Linked DNA regions of Homo sapiens: region 1 is linked to region 2. The links are chromatin loops, found by intact Hi-C in ENCODE. Cell type or tissue: HCT116. All regions are shown on one strand. Each heading gives the region's core, and the rest is flanking DNA. Links, peaks and the distances in the headings are about the cores only. Region 1 has its middle 84 kb from the start of MIR3672. Region 2 has its middle 20 kb from the start of MIR3672.

Evidence for each region. Hi-C counts contacts between places; a loop is a spot of excess contacts. Peaks named below come from ENCODE experiments on the same cell type or tissue, not always from the same donor. Only the 100,000 strongest peaks of a DNase experiment are listed, where the experiment ranks them.
Region 1: it touches region 2 in a loop (4-fold over the local background); 1 of 110 quality-filtered maps calls a loop at or near these places.

What each region holds. Positions count from the first base shown.
Region 1 is chrX:121,452,760-121,457,166 of GRCh38, reverse strand. No RefSeq gene overlaps it. Among named protein-coding and RNA genes, the nearest start is that of MIR3672, 84 kb to the right of the region's middle. In HCT116, for the core only: no CTCF peak of the experiment used is centred there; no DNase peak of the experiment used is centred there.
Region 2 is chrX:121,388,365-121,392,771 of GRCh38, reverse strand. No RefSeq gene overlaps it. Among named protein-coding and RNA genes, the nearest start is that of MIR3672, 20 kb to the right of the region's middle. In HCT116, for the core only: no CTCF peak of the experiment used is centred there; a DNase peak (open chromatin) is centred at 2,281.

The DNA of each region.
Region 1 (4,407 bases), core at 149-4,148, 65 kb before region 2:
CTGACACAACTTTCATTTCCTTAATATTTTAAGGGGTTAAAAATACATAATCTAACATTATCCCTAAAACTTTCTTGTGAAGTGAACTCTATAATTTCCGATATTCCTTCCAACTCTGAGACTAAACACTCCCATGATAGTGGAATATATTTTAGGGCCAACTTTGGCACTTTTATAGCCCAGAGGATTTCATTTGTCTCAGAACCACAGAGACCCTCCAGAAACTGAAATAATCATCCCATGTTTTTTTCAAAGAAAGAAAATTGTTTTAGAACAGTCTTTTTAGCATAGGTTATTTCACGAAGAATAACCCAGGACCAAATTCATGTCCTATTATTTATCAGATAAATTTTAACATTGTGGACATAAACTTAGAAATGTAAATGATGTTGTGAGTTCACTTCTCTTTCCCCAGCACTTTCAAAGGGGCAAAGAATCCTCTAAGATAAAAATTAGGGAATGAAAAGTAGATTTTCACCTTCTCCAGGTATGTTTTGAGTTTACAGCTCTGTCAGCAAGGAGCATAAACAAGACTACCTCTAAAGACTCTTGCCTCTATGATTAAACATGCCCATGAGAAGTATCAGGAAATGGAAGCACGAAACGTAACAGGAAGGGAAATATCATAGAACAAGGCCAGTCAACATGAAGTGAAAGTTAGAGTAAGAACTCTCAGGTTTCATACCCTCCTCTAGGAAGTCTCCCTTTACCATCCACACTCTATGTTAATGCCGCTTATTCTAAATACTTTGTCATCAATGTAGATTGCCACTTATTTACAGAAATACTGACATATTTTGAACAAGTGGGAGTAAATCAAACTAAAAAGATTCTACACAGCAAAGGAAACAACAGCGTGAAAAGGCAACACACACAATAGAAGAAAATATTTGTAAGCCGTATATTTGATAAGAGATTAATCTCCAAAATGTATACAGAACTCCTGTCACTCAGTAGAAACAAAAAATAATCTGATTTTAAGAATAAGCTAATGACATAAATAGACATTTCTCCAAAGAGTTACAAATGATCAACAGGTATATGAAAAAATGTTCAACATGACTAATCAACACAAAAATGCAAATCAAAACCACAATGATATGTCACTTCACACCTGTCAGGATGACTATTATTAAAAAAAAAAGTGTTCTCAAGAATGTTGAGAATTTGGAGCCCTTGTACACTATTGGTGGGAATGCAAAACAGTGCAGCTTCCATGGTAAAGATTATCAATGTTTCTTAAAAAAATAAAAACAGAACATTCATATGATCCAGCAATTCCACTTCTAGATATATATTCAAAAAAATGAAATCAGTATGTCAAAGAGATATTAACACTTCTATGTTCATTGAAGCACTATTCACAATAGGCAAAATGTGGAAACAACCTATACATCCTTCAGTGGATGAACGGATAAAGAAATTGTTGTATATATATTGTATTTATCAGGGTTCTCTAGAGGGACAGAGCTAATGAACTATATATATATATATGTAAAGGGGAGTTTATTAAGTATTAACTCACACAGTCACGGGGTCCCACAATAGGCCATGTGCAGGCTGAGAAGCAAGGAAAGCCAGTCTGAGTTCCAAAACTGAAGAACTTAGAGTCCCATGTTCGAGGGCAGGAAGCATCCAGCACAGGAGAAAGATGTAGGCTGGGAGGTTAGTCCAGTCTCTCTTTTCACATTTTTTTTGCCTGCTTATATTCTAGCTGTGCTGATAACTAATGAGATTGTGCCCTAATCAGATTAAGGGTGGGTCTGCCTTTCCCAGACCACTGAGTCAAATGTTAAACTCTTTTGGCAGCACCCTCAGAGGCAATCAACACCTTCAATCCAATCAAGTTGACATTCATTATAAACCATAACAACTTCACCCCTTGTAAACTTGAACCCATACACATCTCCTGAGATCATACATAATCTTCAAATAAAGACAATAGTAAGGTCATAATTACACTTAACATAATACAACTATTCTTCATACAACCAGAAACGCACCAATCGCCAACCCAAATACTATTACATAACGTTAACAATACTTAAATGCTGACATGAAGTCAATAAATCTTACGTCACATGATACAGGAGAAAGGAAATAAAATGAAGATATTTTCTTAGTACAAGTGTATAGACGCACAAACATGTTTTCAACAAAAGGAGGAAATACACTTAACAATTACAGTCCTCATTTCTGCAGCTGATCACGTGGTTGTAGCTGCTATTGATGAATACCTTCTTCTACTGCCCACTCTGTATTCCCTTTGCCTTCATAAGCACCTCAGCAGGTCATGTTTTGTTTTGGGTTTTTTTTTGGTTTTTTTTTTTTTCTGGTGGACTGACCCAAACCTTCATTCCTGAAGGGTCTGGGTCATTTGTAGTCCTGCCTGGATTTGGCTGTTGTAGTTTCCCATTGAGCTTAATCACAGGGCATGGTAATACTAAGAGACACCCTAATGGATCTCCTGTATTCCATGCATACCCTCCTTACCTCTGTTGTGGAGTAGTAGGCTGATTTCATCTTAACAGTCCAAGTCGATCACCCAAGCTGACACTGTAAGTCCTGTCTTAGCCTGTTGATTAAAGGTAGAAGGCACCCAAAGGGTCCAGGTGGCAATCTTAATTTTCAGTTTAATGGACTCATTCTGTCTCCTGGTGGCAGCGTTCCTCCCTCTGGAACTAAGACCACTAGGCCAGCACAACATAGTGTCCCAAAATAAAAAAGGAAAAATTTTGCTAGTGGATCACTAGGGGTGATGGTGAGTGGTGTCACTTCCACTTCCACCCCTTGATTTCTGGATGTGTAAATCCTGGCTATTGGAGAAATAGTACCATATATTGGATGCTGATTCAGAGCATACACGGCCTTCTGGAGAACTTTGCCCCAGCCTTGCAAAATACTGACACCTAGTTGGCATTGTAATTGTGACTTCAAAAGGCCATTCCACCGTTCTATCAATCTAGCTACTTCAGGATGATGGGGGACATGGTAAGAACAGTGAATTCCATTAGCATGAGCCCACTGCTATACTTCTTTAGCTTTAAAGTGAGTGCCTTAGTCAGTCAGAGGCAATGCTGTGTGGAATACCATGACGGTGGATAAGGCATTCCTTGAGTCCACTAATGGTAGTCTTGGCAGAAGCATTACGTGCAGAATGGGCAAACCCATATCTGGAGTGTCTGTTCCAGTGAGGACAAACCTCTGCTCTTTCCATGATGGAAGGGTTCCAATATAATCAACCTGCCACCAGGCAGCTGGCTGATCACCCAGAGGAATGGTGCCATATCGAGCTCTCAGTGTTGATCTCTGCTGCTGGCAAATTGGGCACTCAGCACTGGCCATAGTCAAGTCAGCCTTGGTGAGTGGAAGTCCATGTTGCTGAGCCCATGCATAACCTCCATCTCTGCCGCCATGGCCACTTTGTTTATGGTCCATTGGGTGATAACAGCAGTGGCTGGGAAAGAGGCTGAGTGGTGTGCACAGAATGGGTCATTCTATCCATTTGATTATTAAAATCCTCCTCTGCAGGAGTTACCCATTGGTGAGCACTCACATGGGATACAAACATCTTCAAGTTTTTGACCACTCAGAGAGGTCCATCCACATACCTCTTCCCCAAATTTCTTTGTCACCAATTTTCCAATCATGCTTCTTCCAAGTCCCTGACCATCCAGCCGAACCATTGGCTACAGCCCAATTAATTAGTGTATAATTACACACCTGGCCATTTCTCCTTCCATGTAAAATGCACAACCAGGTGCACTGCTCAAAGTTCTGCCCACTGAGAAGATTTCCCTTCACCACTGTCCTTTAGGGATGTCCTAGAAAGGGGCTGTAGTGCTGCAGCTGTCCACTTTCAGGTGGTGCTTGTAAATCATGAACCATCTGTGAACCAGGCCCTAGTCTTTTCTTCCTTGTCAACAGACCATAGAGAACTCCCCAAGAGGCCATCAGTGTAGGCTGGGGGAGAGAATGCAGGGGAGAGAGGAGACCATGGGCATTTGAGCCACTTCCTAATGTAACTTACTTGTGCCTTCAGGACCTGCTGGAGCCTGATCATATATATACCCCTTCCATTTGATGATGGAATGCTGCTGTGCATGACCCACCTTATGGCTAGATCGGTCAGAAAGCACTCAGTTCATGATAGGCAGTTCAGGTCACATGGTGACTTGACGGCCCATAGACAAATGTTCAGTTTCCACCAAGGCCCAGTAACAGACCATGAGCTATCTCTCAAAAGGGGAGGAGTAGTTATCTGCAGAAGATGACAGGGCCTTTCTCCAAAATTCTAGAGGCCTCCTCTGTGATTCACCTACTGGGGCCTGCCAAAGGCTCCAAACAGCAGCCATTGACACCTCAAGCACCACTGGATCTGCTGCATCATATGGCCCAAGTGGCAGA
Region 2 (4,407 bases), core at 277-4,276:
GAAAGCAAGTACAGGGGTGAGGTTTGGGAGACCAACTGGTAAGAAGTTTAGGAACAATTTAAGGTAAAGACTCAAATTTATGTATACATAACGTCCGGAATTAAAAAGAAGAAAGGAAAGAAAAGGAAGGAGAAAAGAAGGAAAACAACAACAAAGCCAGTCAAACCCGGTTTGTCACTTTGATACAAAGTTGTTAAATAAGAGTATCAGTGAAATTGTTGACCAAAGCCGTCTGCTGTTTCTTCAAACTGAAACAATAGAATTGATTGGAAACAGATCCTAGATACTAACTCTCTCTTAAACAATGTTCAAAACCACTGGTTAACCACTATTTACCCCTGAGCCATTAAGATTTCATACTCTGATCAAAATGTACACAACAAAACATCACTAATTGCCTTTTCAAGAAATAACTTGGCCCAAGATAAGTAACATCTGATTCCTTTCTTGTATTTTAAGCATTATTGATTAGAAATACCAAAGTATTAAAATCTCATTAATAAACACTTTTTTCATGATCCATTACTAAGTCCAGTAAGTCACAATAAAATTATTCTTCAGACAAAAATAACTGTTCAAATCCTGTGATTGTTTAAACAAAGCGAAAAAAAAATATCTTAAAAGAACCTGCTTGTGACTGGTGGGTGTTATTTCATTTTAGAAATCCTACAATCAAGATAATATCTTCTATTAATCTGGACACAATTTTTCTATCCTTGTTTCTTAGTTTCAAAGATATAAGAAGAAAATAATATGGTGTAGATATTTTTAAAACAATCAAAGGGCTAATAAGATGTAATTCCAAGCTCTATCCCAGCAAGAAAATTAATCACACTTTGTCTGAATTCCAAATCCTATTTAAACTTTGGAAAGCAGGACTTTTCCCTGAGATTAGAGCACCATTCAAAAACAGATGCTTAAAGTTTCTTTTATTTTCAAGGACTATTACTAAGAACAGTGTTTTAAAACAAGAATATGTTGTTTTTCCCTAAAAGTAAATTATTCTTTGGGTCACCAAAGCCTCAGCAAAATGCCTGAAATTACTAAGTGACATTTCGTTCAAGATACTCATGCTAGTTTGATCTAATATAATCATCTAAGGCCTCCATTTTTCAGCAAGAAGTCCACCTGCTTGCCTGCATCACTCTTTCTTATTGTAAAACCTTATCTTCCTTTCCACTCTCCAGACCACCTGGCTTACAGTATCCTCAATGGGCACTCATATTCTGGTATGTAATTCCTCCTTCCAACCCCTGACAATTTTTTAAGTTTCCACCCCTTTTAAGCCACCTCTTCATTTCTGCTGCCTCTCTCTGCTTCTTACCAACCCCAATACACACCATTTCCATCTCCTCCAGAACACTTGGTATCCAAACTCCAAACCAGTGGGGTCCTAAGAGCTAATCTGAAAACACATACTGCAACAATGTAACAGGGAAGATTGTTTGCTTTATTCAGAGTTGACCTCCACAATCAGAGATAGTCCTTCTGAACTGCCAACAACAAGGCGTGCACAGTGCTTTTGGGGTGGGTGCTTTTGGAGTGGGGTGGCTGTGCATTAAGTCATTATTTTTTCCTATGGCTAGAGTTTCAACTCTGTGGGTTGAAGGATACATATTATGAGACATCTGCCTTGGTTTGGAAGTAAAGAAAATGGTCCATAAATGGCTTATTTGACTCCCCCAGGTATCTTGCTCTAATAACTGAAACATAATTGAAGTAGGTACAAGGATATAATCAGTCCAGCCTTTGTAAAGACTTTTCTTCACTAATTCAGCAACTATTTATGAAGTATCCACCTTTTGCTAGGTATTTAGCTAGCTTTTATGGCTACAAAAGCGCCAAGATATGGTTTGTATTAGTCGTGTTTCTGCTGTAACAATGTTGTATTACAAACTATTTCAAAATCTCAGTAGTTTAAAACATTTATATTTTTTTTTACATACACGGGTCTGTGAGTTAGCTGGAGTTTGGCTGATCTCAGCTGGGTTCATCTCACCTAGACTGGGCTCTAGGTTTCAGGTCAGGTCCAGGTTTGCTCCATTCTTCATCTCTGGACCCAGGATGAAGGAGCAATGGATAATTGGGACATGCATTTTTCATGGCAGAAGTCAGAAACCCAAGAGGAATGTATGGAATCATGTTATTTCTTCAGGCTCTGGCCAAGAATTATCAGGCCATTATGTCCACTCACATTCCAACGTTCCATCAGCCAGAATCACATGACCAAACCACAAATCAATGGGGTAGTAAAACATATTGTGCCTACAGTGAGTCAGTAACAACAAGGGTGGAGATGAAAGGAACCACTGTGAGCAAATAAAGCAACGAGAAACTCCCTACCATGAACAAACCCCACTGCAGTAAGGGAGAAATATGGGTAAACAATTAGCTGAAACTCACTTTTACCATTCTATCCATTTCTCTGGATCTACCTGCATCTATTCTGCAGAACTCCAAGCTGGTCCCTTATTTCCCCAAAATTCCTCTCAAAGAGTTATGGACCCCTCGTGGGTATCTCAGACTACCATGTGGCATCTGGTATTTTTCTCCTGTCCTGCCCTGCTAGTAAAGGCAATGCCTGAATGCTGCCAAAGCAAAACGTGGCATTCACATGATTGAAGCCAACTAAAGATAACAGGATCAGCTGCACCAAGTCTGTGCCAAGGGTACAGCACTAATGTCTATACCATGGATACCTATGCCCCATGCCAAAGCTATGTTAAGTTGCCACCAGTGTTACCAACCTTTTAAACTCTGAAGAGCTCATTTGATTATTAAAAAAAAAAGAAACAGCTCTTGAGGATTTTAATCACACTTATTTCAGACATGCAATAAAAAGATCTGAGTAATAACATATTACCTCTAGAATTACCCCCTAAGTTCCTAGGGTTAAGGAACATACTTTATCCTGAGCTCACATTCTTGACTCCATTTCTTTCTTTTCTTTTTCTTATTTTTTTTTCTTTCTTTTTTTTTTTTTTTTTTTTTTTTTGGAGACAGAGTCTTGCTCTGTTGCCCAGGCTGGAGTGCAGTGGGGTGATCTTGGCTCACTGCAACCTCTGCCTCCCGGGTTCAAGCGATTCTCCTGCTTCAGCCTCCCAGACTACAGGCACCCACCACCACACCCAGCTAATTTTTGTATTTTTAGTAGAGATGGGATTTCACCATGTTGGCCAGGCTGGTCTCGAACTCCTAAACTCAAGTGATCCACCCACCTTGGCCTCCCAAAGTGGACTTCATTCCTTTTACCTCTATCATAAGTTATTTTCCAGGAAGCTCTTAATCCTACAAACAAATAGATTCTTAGTGGCTCCAAACTTTTCTGAATGCTTTGGTGAACACAACTCAAGGCTGGGATCTGACCTGTATAACCTAAATACAACATGAATTCTATGACAGATATGTATAAAAATGCTAAGTAATAAAAAAGTGGGGAGTTACCTATTTTGTCAAAAGGGTGAGGGAAAGCTTGACAAATAAGATGACATTGGGTATTGGTTTACCAAATACACAAAGGAGTGAAGGCATTATAGATAAAAGGAAGAGGGTACAATTAGTGTGCATCAGTCACTGGGAAATAGCTTTTTTTGACCTGCATAACAATCAAATTTCAGGGAAGATAACCAAATCTATAATTTTTCCTGCCACTTGTTCTGTCTCCTGGATACTTAGGTTGGCATAAGGAAGCCAGGCTCTAGCACTTTGTGCTATTAATTAATTAAGGTGGAAAATGTCCTATTTCTAGCTACTGTGTCATGTCTGGCCATTATTGTCAGAATATCTAAAATTATTAGGAAAAATCCTGGGAAAAAGTGGTGCTTCTGGAAAGCACAACAAGATTTAAGGAATACATACTCCATTTTATAAGAAAGCACCTATATTAATCCATTTTCATACTGCTATAAATAACTGCCCAAGACTGGGTAATTTATAAAGGAAAGAGATTTAACTGACTCACAGTTCAGCATGGCTGGGGAGGCCTCAGGAAACTTGTAATAATGGCAGAAAGTGAAGCAAACACAAGGTACCTTCTTCACAAGATGGCAGGAAAGAGATATGCCGAGCGAAGGGGGAAGAGCCTCTTATAAACTACAAGATCTCATGAAAACTCACACATTATCATGAGATCAGCATGGGGGAACTTGCCCCTATGAGCCAATCACCTCCACTTGGTGTCTCCCTTGACACGTGGGGATTGTGAGGATTACAATTTAAGATGAGATTTGGATGGGGACACAAAGCCTAACCATATCATTCTGCCCCTGGCCCCTCCCAAATCTCTTGTCCCTTTCACATTTCAAAACCAATCATGCCTTCCCAGCAGTCCCCCAAACTCTTAATTCATTCCAGCATCAACACAAAAATCCAAGTCCAAAGTCTCATATGAGACAAGGCAAGTCCCTT